2 separate regions of the Homo sapiens genome follow, and region 1 is linked to region 2. The links are chromatin contacts, found by Hi-C or POLR2A ChIA-PET in ENCODE. All regions are on one chromosome and are shown on one strand. Each heading gives the region's core, a stretch centred on a gene start or an enhancer-like site at or near the end of the contact. The rest is flanking DNA. Distances are from core to core; before and after follow the strand shown.

Region 1 (5,710 bases), core at 779-3,278, 35 kb before region 2:
TCACAAATAATGCTATAACATTTTGTGTCTGCCTAACTAGTAAAATATGAAATCATGAATTGGAGGATATTCAACAAGTTCCAAAGAGATGCTGACTCTGGAGAGGGAGAGAAAGAGAAGGGGATATTCCATCTGGAAGGGATACAAAAATACTGCAGCTTTCTTTGTAATGTTTTATTTTGTCTTTATTAAACACAATTTTAGAAGCATATATGGCAAAATGTTAATTAATTCTGGGATGAGGACACATGAATATTTTCATACTATGTACTTTTCTGTGGTAATTGTTTTTCCAAATAAAATAACAAAACTTCAGTCACTTTTTGTTACTCAGTGCACTGTAATACTGTATCAGTTGAATTTAAGGAACCGTGACTCTAAATTGTTAAATATACTGCATTTTATTCATTTACAGTGTTTATACTGGATGACTAAACTAGGGCGTTGGAACACGGTCCATGGAATTTCAGTCTAATTAGTTCTCATTTATATGCTTGGTAAATGTAGGGAAAGTAGAATTTTAAACATCTGTTTATTCAAGGTACACAAACCAGAAAATGTTTTCTTTGGTTTTCTAATATTATCCTGTGCCAACATGAGTATTATCATCAGTTTACAGGATTTTTCCCACTGAGAGATTCAGGGTTAATGTTGCTATATAAATGGCACCTGGATCCTATTTTGGGAGAATTTATATATCCGTACAAAGTGTGGAAACGAGAGAATTTTAGTGCAGAGCGTCTCATTTAAGTATAAACAATATGAAAATCACTTTTCATGCTATAGAGTTGTAGCTTTTTCTCTCTCATATTTCCTGCAAGTGTGACTCATCTTGTCTGAGCCCTAGAGCTGACATGGATAGTTACCTAGGTCTCAGTAAGAAACTGAAAGAGAACACAGGCAAGGGAGAAAGGTAGAAATAAGGTTTGGCCTAAGAAAGACTTGGGTTTAAATTCTGGCTCTGTCATTTGCTCATTGCATGACTTTAAGCAGACTACTGAAGCCCAGCTGTAAATCAGAGATAATTAGAGTGATGCATCATGGATTGGATGAGAATTAAAGGAGATCCAGCATGTACATGCATTTCAGAGCAAAACCAAGACATGGTACACTCAGGAGTGGTGGCCATTGTATTTATTGCTGTTGTTGCTGTCGCCATTATATCTAAAGGGCCTAAATCCTTATTTCCTTTTAGCAGGCACAAAGCTATGCCCACTTAGAATCGAATTCAGCAAGTTGTTTGTGCTTCTTTGATATGCTGCTGCTGACCTAGTAAGGGATAAAGAACGAGGAAAATTTGGAGCCTTTTTAGAGAATATTAAGGATGAACCTCACCAAGGTTTGATTTATTTTTCTTTTTATTTTTTGTTTAGTTTCATTAGTTTTTCTTTTACTTTTTTTTAAAGCTTTTTTCAAAGAGGAGATGGGAAGCTATTTCTTAAGGAGACAAAGACATCGTTGTTGCCATCCAATTCCAATTTCAGTTCTCTTTCTACTCACAGTTTCATCCTCCTGGTTCTCACTTTCTCCTTCTAATAAATGCACCCCATATTTCATTACAAAGATCATTTCTTTCATCCACACTCAAGGTTGAAAATCAATCTCATAGACTACTTCCTCCTTAACTGTTTGCTGATAATGACTTAAACCCATTCACTTTCCCAGAATAAGAACAATAAAGGTAGTATTTTAATAGTGAAAGTTTTCAAAAACTTTTTTACTAGTGAAAGGTTTCAAAAAGTCTTTAAAAGTTGCTAATCCTAGAATTTCAGTATTGTGACAGGATGGCAAAATAGCCACTTTTGTGACAAAAGCCTTAATTACATAGCATTCAAGTATGCCATCTAAGTGTCAAACTCTTCTGTTCTACTTTCAGATTGGCCTTGATTCTTGCTTCATGTGACATGCGAGCCATCATGTTCCCTTCTCAAGCCCACAGAGGACCTCACTAATTGAGCACAGTATTCCTTCTGGCAGGACCTGGTTGTGACTCACAATTCTTCCTGACACAGCACTCCAAGTAGTAACCGTCAATCTTAGCCAATAAGGAAATTGAAACCTATTGGCCCTCAGTAGCTTAAAATGTATTTGTTGATTTTCCAGTTGTAGAAAAGAAAAGTGCAAAGTGACTCATTTAAAGAAGAATTAGAAAACAATAGAAAGGAAATCATGGTCTCTGCTTTAGTTTTATTTACATATTTATTTACTTACTGAGATAGGGTCTCACTCTGTCACTCAGGCTGGAGTGCAGTGGCGTGATCATAGCTCATTGAGGCTCAACCTCCTGGGCTCAAGCAATTCTTCCACCTCAGCCTCCTGAGTAGCTGGATCCACAGGCACACACCACCACACCCAGCTAATTTTTGTAATTCGTGTAGAGACAGGGTTTCGCCGTGTTGCCCAGGCCGGTGTTGAACCTGAGCTCAAGCAATTTTCTCACCTCAGCCTCCCTAAGTAGTAGGATTACAGGCTGCTTTAATTTTAACTAGCAACCCATATATTCAGGACTATAGAAGGAACTTACTATAAAGTGAAATAAAATATAGTCATATACAAGTAATATTTTTTAAACTTTGGAATGAGCATTTAATAATCCTGTGAAAGGAGAATTTTCTTTATTTTTTAAATGACAGAAAATTACAAAGCCATTGTTCTTCCTAATAAGTTCCTATTATGTTTTAGATTTATTTTAAGCTAGAGATAGAAAACTGTTCCTACCATGATGTCATGTTGTATTTATTTCTGGTCTCATCAATTGAGTCAATCAAGAGACACTCTCATGACACCTTCTTGCCAGAATGAACACTGTGAAGTAGGTTTAGAGCCCAGCCAGACAGATTTCGAATTGGTTGAGTGATGTAAACTTTCATGATGGATTAAATGGAGAAGGTGAGAACCAAAAAAGGAGTCCAATATGATCTTGAAGTTTTGAGTCTTGAAGTCTGGGAAAACAAGGGATCTTCATAAACACAGAAAGTCAGTAGGAGAAAGCAGCTGTTCTGGGAGACAGGAAAAAAAAAGTTCAGATTTAGATTTTTTTGAGATTTAAATTTAGAATTCAAGGGACTTCATAATGGAGAACATCTCACATGTATTTGGCATTACAGGCCTGGCCTTTGAAAGCCTGGGGGTAAAGATTTTGAAATCTTGTCCTCAAGGGATGGTAGAAAGAAATGTTGTCCAATTTCAACCCCATTTCTCATCTGAAAGATATTTGAAGGATGCCAGAAATTGAGAAAAGGCAGAGCTGATTCTACAGTGAGTCACTGGGATTCTGAAGAAATATGAGTGGCAGCTCCAGAATTTCTATATGAGGAGGAGGAGGCAATTTACAAGTGGAAGTCTGGTTGTAAGATGTAATAAGCTTGTTGTATATATGGCAGCTTACAACAGATTGAAAAAATAGATGTTTACTTTCAGAATACAGAAGGGAAATTGCAGAGATTATGAGAGAGTGCCTAAGAAGTTACCAGTGTCTTATGCATTGATTAGGTAGAAAAGATTAGGTAGAACTTTCAGACAGTTTGAACTCTCCAGGCTCTACTAGAATGATAATCCATTTCTGTATAAAAACATACAAAATCAGTAAGTTACTGAATAAAAGTGATCATAGCATAATTTGATGTTAGATAATCTATAAAATATATAATAAAGGCAGTTCAAGCAATTCAAAATTTATTTGAATTTTTCAGTTATGTTGACACTATTCCTAGTTGAGAAATAAAGTTGTGTTTATTTTAGTGAAAAGGTGACATACCTTGACCAGTGTTCCTTGGAGTCTCCACTCTTTACCAAGGACATTTAGCAAACATGGCAATAAAAACACATTTAGATCTGTGAGATTCAGTCAAAGCCCAGAAAAACTGTTCTAACCTGAACCACATGATCTCAGCACAATGCATGTCATTGACTTTCTCAGGCTATCCAGGATTTGAATATTGAGGAGGTGGTGAATATTGAATATTGTCCAGTGGTGACTCATACTGAGTAAGACTATATAGACTTTCTCTTTAACATGTTAGGTACCGGCTACAATAGTGACTTTCCACTGACTCTGACCTATAGCAGAAGTAGATTTCACATTGTGACCCAGAGCACATCCTGCAACCAAGGTTTTATGAACCAATTCTTAACTTCACCATATATACTACACTTTCATATTTTCTGTTCTTAATTTTGTTATCACTCTTTGATTTCATGACCCACAAGTAAATCATGACTCAAAGTTCGGAAAATATTAAGCGGCATGGTAGCGTTTTCCTATTTATGGTCATTTTCATTATCCTTTTTTGTTAATGTCTTATGTACTCAGCACTAACAGCCAACTCTGGTCCATAGTCTCAGCATATAAGAAACTATATTACCTTCACAACTATAATAATTCATCATACAAGTACCAAGTGGATATTAACTTGACAATAGTGGTCTTAGATTTATTTGCATTTAAAAAAATTTAAAGTGATATCCTTACTACAATGGAGTTAGGACAAAAGACTGGAAAACAGAGAAACCTGATGATATAGTGATTGCTAAAATATTCGTAAGGAAATATGGAATAGTCAGAAAAGAATACTGTGTATCTTCAATGCAAAACTATGCATTGTTTAGCATATACCCTTCCAGGTTATCTGATGCTAGCTTTTTATTAATTTTGAGCTATTTTATAGATCTGTACATTGTAACTAACTGATAGCAACGAAAATAATTCTTGTGTATATACATGAATTCCATCCAGTGGCGGGATAATCCTCCTTTTTCATTCCTGCCTCTCCCCAAAGCCAGTTGTGTGAGTGAAAATTGGTAAATGCATTCTAATACTCCTGATATCTAGGTATATCTGCCCTTTGGATTCTACTTTGAACAGATTACATCATTTTATTGGTTCCTTTATTAATAAAGCGTTAAATAAAATCTTTAGCACCATTTCACATTGTCTGAAACTCATTTTACCCCCTTTTTTGTTTTTTTTTAGAAAATTCACCTTTAATGTATTCAAAAGAGTTTTACCAGAAATGGAAAATTCTGCACCATTAATTCAAGAAAAAAAGTTTAGCCGGGCGCGGTGGCTCATGCCTGTAATCCCGCATTAGGGGCGCGAGGCAGGCGGATCACGAGGTCAGGAAATCGAGACCATCCTGGCTAACACGGTGACACCCCATTTCTACTAAAAAAAAAAAAAATTAGCTGGGTGTGGTGGCACGCATCTGTAGTCCCAGGTACTGGGGAGGCTGAGGCAGGAGAATTGCTTGAACTCAGGAGGCAGAGGTTGCAGTGAGCTGAGATTGCGCCACCGCACTCCAGCCTGGGAGACAGGGTGAGATTCCGTCTCAAAAACCAGAAAAAAAGAAAACGAGTTTAGTTATTTTTCTATTTGGTACTTGTTCTTTGTTTTCCAATTTATGTTTCTGCAGTAGTTGCCTTCATTGGCCAAATATATTGATGCTTGTAGTGATGCAACAGAAAATATGTTAAGTTTCATAATTTATATTTTAATATAAATTTTTATATTTCTGTAAAGTTTTTAATTTCCATAAAGTCCAATTTATCTATTTTTTTCATTTGTTGCTTGCACTTTTCGTATTGTTTTAAGAAAGATTTGCATAATAGAAGGTCATGAAGATTTATTCCTATAGTTTCTTCTAAAAGCTGTACAGTTTTCACTGTTATATTTAGGTCTATGATCCATTTTGAGTTAATTTTGCATATGATG
Region 2 (4,975 bases), core at 1,514-4,013:
ATCTGTGTCTATGTCTCTCTCTCTCTGTCTCTGTGTGTGTGTGTGCGTGTCTGCATAAGCCTAGGCAGCTAAATTATTTTCAGTAAACCACAGCTAGCTTTCTGATGACATTGACAAGCTTGCAACATCAAGGAGGCAGCAAGAATCCACCAATGCTGGTTCTGTGTTCCAGGAGCTGTTTCCAACTCTGAGAAAGTCCCCTGATGGAACAAATTATAATTTAAGTGGCATAAGCAAGCAATGCAAAATGCCAGTGTCAAGCCATTGAGGTTATTTCCTAGGCAGAGGGCTCATTTAACGAAGAAGCACATGACGTGTTTACTCCAGAGTCTTTTCATTGCTTGGATCAGCATCTAGGCTTTCAAGCAAAATTTTCTCCTGTTGTGTTTCGGGTAGAGGAGATGGGGGCAGACATCAGTCATTCTAATTCCCAAATTTGTCTCCAATCTTTTTAATAAGATTATTGACAGAGGTTTAATTCATCCAGCAAAAGGTTAGTCTGAGCGATCTCTAAGACAGTCTTGTGCTGGCATTCTCTTTTAAATTGTTGTTCCATCTTATTCATCTTAGTGATGGCCTCTTTCATTTTGAGGCAGAATTTGTCTTCATGCTCTGTGCCACTCTGTATACCAATAGGAGTCCAGGGAAAAGAACCCAAGGAGATCAAATCCTGGTTCTGCTACACCCTCATTATTTGATGATTAGCTAATCCTGCAGTCTCAGTTTCCTCATCTGCAAAACAAGATCCATCCAGCAGAGAAGCCCGAAGGAGTCCAGCTAATCTCTATACACGCTAAATGCTGACTGTCGTATGACTTACTGGGTTAGTCTTCCCTCATCTCTGCATCAGCTTCTTCCTTGTATCCTCTTGAAATATTCTTTTTAATGGCAGCCCTTATCACAAAGATGGTGTATGCTGGTGGTGGTGATGAGGCACTCTGGAGGCAAACTGCCCAGATCCAAACTCTGTCTCTATGGCTGATTATCATTTTGCTGTGGGCACATTTTAAAATTTCTCATGCCTCGATGTCCTGATGTAGAAAATGGAGCTAGTAACATGAACTATCTCACAATGTTGTCATAAGAATTAAATTAGTGCCACATGCAGAACTTTTATAAGCATGAGCTCTTATTTTTTAATCAGTATCTGAGAATTGTCTAATGCTGGATCAGCATAAAGTCATCCACCAGTCAAATAGAAGGGAAAGATGGGACATGGGGGACAGAGCATCCGAGAAGAGAGAAAAACGGACATCCTGTTTACTCCTCATCTTGCAGAGCCTTAGTGGTGAGTAGCAGAGCACTAGATCTCTCAGAGTTCACTGGGCTTCAGCTCTCCTCACCATGATCTCCTGGAAGCAAGGGACCATGACTTGTTTATCCTCAAGGCTGGCCCAGAGAAACACTCAAGAATAAATAAACCTAAAACAAGAAAAGGAACACAGAGCTTTGAACTATTGCCAGGCTAGCAAATTCTCTGATTTATTTGGTGACCTGAACAATTGCAAAGTGGTAACACACAAAGTAACCCAAAGCCCTTTACAATGTGTCAATGGGGGACCTAGAACCAAGCCTGCCTGCTCCGGGTGACTCCCAGGACACTCTTCAAAGCCATTAAGAAACCTGGAGAGTCCTAACCAAACAGGACATCTGGTCAACTTCATAAAGCACACACTCTCGGGCACTGTTTAACATGAGTAACCCAACCCCTTGCTGCAGCAAGAATTCCCTTGAATCATTTTTCTGGCAGCAGGGTGTCCTCCCCAAAGGCAGGACTATTATCCATGTGACCTCCCAAGATCCATTTCTCTCCTTTGATTTATTCAGTGACCTCCTCTGGTGCAAAAAATGGTATCTTTGTGGCTTAAAAGAGTTTTTCCCCCTCCTCCTTCTTCACTCTGAGTCATTTATTTCTTCCTGCCAGTAGGACACTTCTCTTGTTCATTCCCAAATCATCCCTGTAAAGAAGGCAGTAAGGGTATAAAAATAAACCCTTCGGAAGCAGAAATGGCTCCAAAGCCCTCTGCTAGGACCACCCCACCATCACCGTCATGGAGTAAACTTGGTTAGAATGTCAGCTCTAAAGTCTGACTACCTCAATTCACACCCTCACTCCACACTCAGCAGCTGTGTTACCTTGGGAAAACTACTTAACCTCTTTATGTTTTTATTTTTCCCTCTGTAAAAAGGGGCTAAAAATAACACTGACCTCATAGCATTTTGTGAGGATGGAATGCGGGAATACAGCAAAGCACTTTGAATAGTGTCTGCCACGTGGTAAGAGCTCAATAAAAATTATCTAGAATTTCTTTCTGAGGCCACTATAAATTCTCAGCATTGAATATATACATGGATAAATGAAAAATGGGATTAAATGACTCGCAGAGCTCAGAGTAAAAATGCATGATGGCCTTAATTATCTATTCCCTTCTCTTAGTTCCTCGCTTCCTGTCTAGTTAGATGCTAATATCAGTAGCCAATATCGAGAAAAAAATGCTTCATTTGTTTCACTTAAAAATAGGCATTGCCTAAAACAAGTCTGAAATGAATGTAAATATTGTATTTTCATTCACCTTTGACTGAATCATTATCTATTTCCCCTAATGTGAGAGGTTAATTCTTTGAGCTAGAATTTTGAAAGAGAGAGAAGGTAGGTGCTGTGACAGTGTAATTCTTGTTTTAAAATGTGTCCTTAAAAAATGTGCCCTCGCTCTCTTGCCTTGTCTTCCAGGAGTGGCTTGGCATGGGGCTGAGTTCCTGGTGGAGAGTGCTGAGCTGGCAGTGTGCCAGTGTGGTTCATGCTGCCTTCCCCCCTTGCTTTTAGTTGCAGATGAAGTAAATTTCTGGAAACCACTCACCATGTATTGACATCTGTGAATGGAGACAGAAAAAAAAAGACAGTGTAGTCATCATCGGCAGAGTACAGTACACTGATCTGAGAGTTTTCAGGAGAGAGAATTACATTCTATAACTTCATCTAAGTTTTTCTAATTTTACATTTTTTCATGCTCAGAAGAGAACTGGCAGAATTGTTTGACAATTAATGATGAATTCAAACAGCTTTCGGCACCCACTCTCATTTGTGTCTCTCAAGCACAGAGGCAGCAGAGGTGAACCATCTGCATTTTCCTGGGTTTCTGCTGCCATGTGTACCAGGGAATAAGGGTAAAAGGAAACACATCGCTAAAACAGCTGAAAGTTTCCAACTGCAGTATTGGTGAAGAGAGTAGAAATTTATGTCACTGATTTCCACAAGGACAATTTGATACATTCACTTTGTTCAGCCCACAACGAGGTGCAGGGGAGATGATGAATTGAGTCTCTTTCTATGCAGATCTGTTCCCTGCCAAATGAGCCCACCATCAAAGAATACAGTATGGCTCTTTCTACACTGAGCTGTTTGGCAGACACATTTTGTAACCAGAAATGGTGCCAGCAGTTTGCAGCAGCCTCCGCCACAGCAAATCAGCTGTGATATTAAAAAGAAAAACAGCCTGGCAATGTGGAAATTATCCCATCCAGCAGTATTTCCCAACACAAGAAGCTTGATTTTGCTGCCCAAGTGAGAGTGACAGAACTGATTAATCCTTTATTCCAAATGCCATTCTCTACCACCAAATTTTGGTTGTTTATTTTTTAATCTTTTCTAGAAAAAGGAAACATTGTGACTCTACTTAAATAGCCCAGGTAGACTGAAGATTTGGCGACAGCACTCTACATTTAAGCCAGCCGAGCTAAGAAGAGAAGAAATTGGGTTATACGAGGTAAAGAAATCTATTGTCCCCTGTGCTTTCTGGATTGACTCGTTCTATGGTGAAACTACTTTCTTTTCTGCTATAGTGTTTCATGAAGCCATCTGGATTATTTAATCTATACAGACAGCTGGTCCAGATACTTTTAGACTCAACATGGATTTTTTTTTTTAACAGTCTGAATAATGTACAAGGCCCAAATTAACAAGAGAATTGCCAGCTCTCTCTCTCTCTCATGTTGTGCCAGGGCCCCGTGAGGAGCATCAGGAAAAGCGTGGGACAAGGAAGGGGTTTGCACCTGTAGCTGTTGGATCCTTCAGCTGGCCAGGTGGAAAGAGGTTTCAAATGGGATAACTTCATGTGTTCAGCCCTTTGTGCTCTGAATACTGTCCATTTTCATTCTCCCTTCAGCAGCTGCTGTTCCCCAGAGTTTGTCTATGTAAAGTTGTGACTACAAAGGCTCCAATTTTTTATCTACAAAGCTGAGACTCATGTGGCTAAGGAACCACTCAAAAAACCAGAAACTAACAGAACCCAAGAAGAGGTCAATACACCCAGTGATAATTGGACTGTCTGATCTCTTTACCAGAACTTTCTAAGTAATAAAGAGTGCTAGTACCATGCTACTCCATCAGACAACTAATTGTGCAGCCCTATCCACTAACCAGTTGTGTAATTTGGGGCAAGTTACTTTTCTGAGCCTCAGTTCCCACATCTATAAAATCAGCATGATAATGGTACTTATCTCATGAGGGTGATGTGAGAATTAAATCAGATAATACATGTAAAGCACTTATCTGGCACAAGGAGCACTCAAAAAACAACAAAATAGTAATGATAATTACCATTTGTTGAGCACTTGCTCTAGAATGCCAAATACTCTTGGAACTTTACAACATAGCTTGAAGCTCTTATGATAATCCTACGAAGTGGCTGTTGTTATACCTCTTAAATAATAAGAATCACAGATGGTAATTAAAGATCAGATGACCCTGGTAGTTGCTTCTGATATAATCATCAATCAATTAACAGAAAACTGATTGGCATAATGGTTGATGAACATGGGCTCTGGGGTCAAACAGCTTGGGATTTAATCTCTGTCCTGTCACTTATCACTAAGGTAACCTTGGACAAATGGTTTAACCTCACTGACCCTCATTTTTCTTATCTGGAAAAGAGAACTAATAATCATACCTACCTAATAGGGCTGTTGGGATGGTAAT

What was found. Hi-C counts contacts between places; a loop is a spot of excess contacts on that map. ChIA-PET counts read pairs that join two places held with the same protein, here RNA polymerase II (POLR2A). Pooled maps may share reads with other maps.
Region 1: a map of MCF 10A shows a loop between it and region 2 (2.8-fold over the local background). The contact joins two enhancer-like sites. A Hi-C loop is called at or near these places in 2 of 168 maps with a recorded cell type or tissue (MCF 10A and PC-9) and 4 of 50 pooled maps. POLR2A ChIA-PET finds 5 or more read pairs at or near these places in 2 of 52 experiments (MCF 10A and activated CD4-positive, alpha-beta T cell).

Annotation. Positions count from the first base shown.
Region 1 is chr5:143,919,214-143,924,923 of GRCh38, reverse strand. No RefSeq gene overlaps it. Among named protein-coding and RNA genes, the nearest start is that of HMHB1, 110 kb to the right of the region's middle. Within about 2 kb of position 2,028, at least 6 of the 41 ENCODE cell types and tissues checked have a DNase peak (open chromatin) inside an H3K27ac peak, as active enhancers do.
Region 2 is chr5:143,885,284-143,890,258 of GRCh38, reverse strand. No RefSeq gene overlaps it. Among named protein-coding and RNA genes, the nearest start is that of HMHB1, 76 kb to the right of the region's middle. Within about 2 kb of position 2,763, at least 6 of the 41 ENCODE cell types and tissues checked have a DNase peak (open chromatin) inside an H3K27ac peak, as active enhancers do.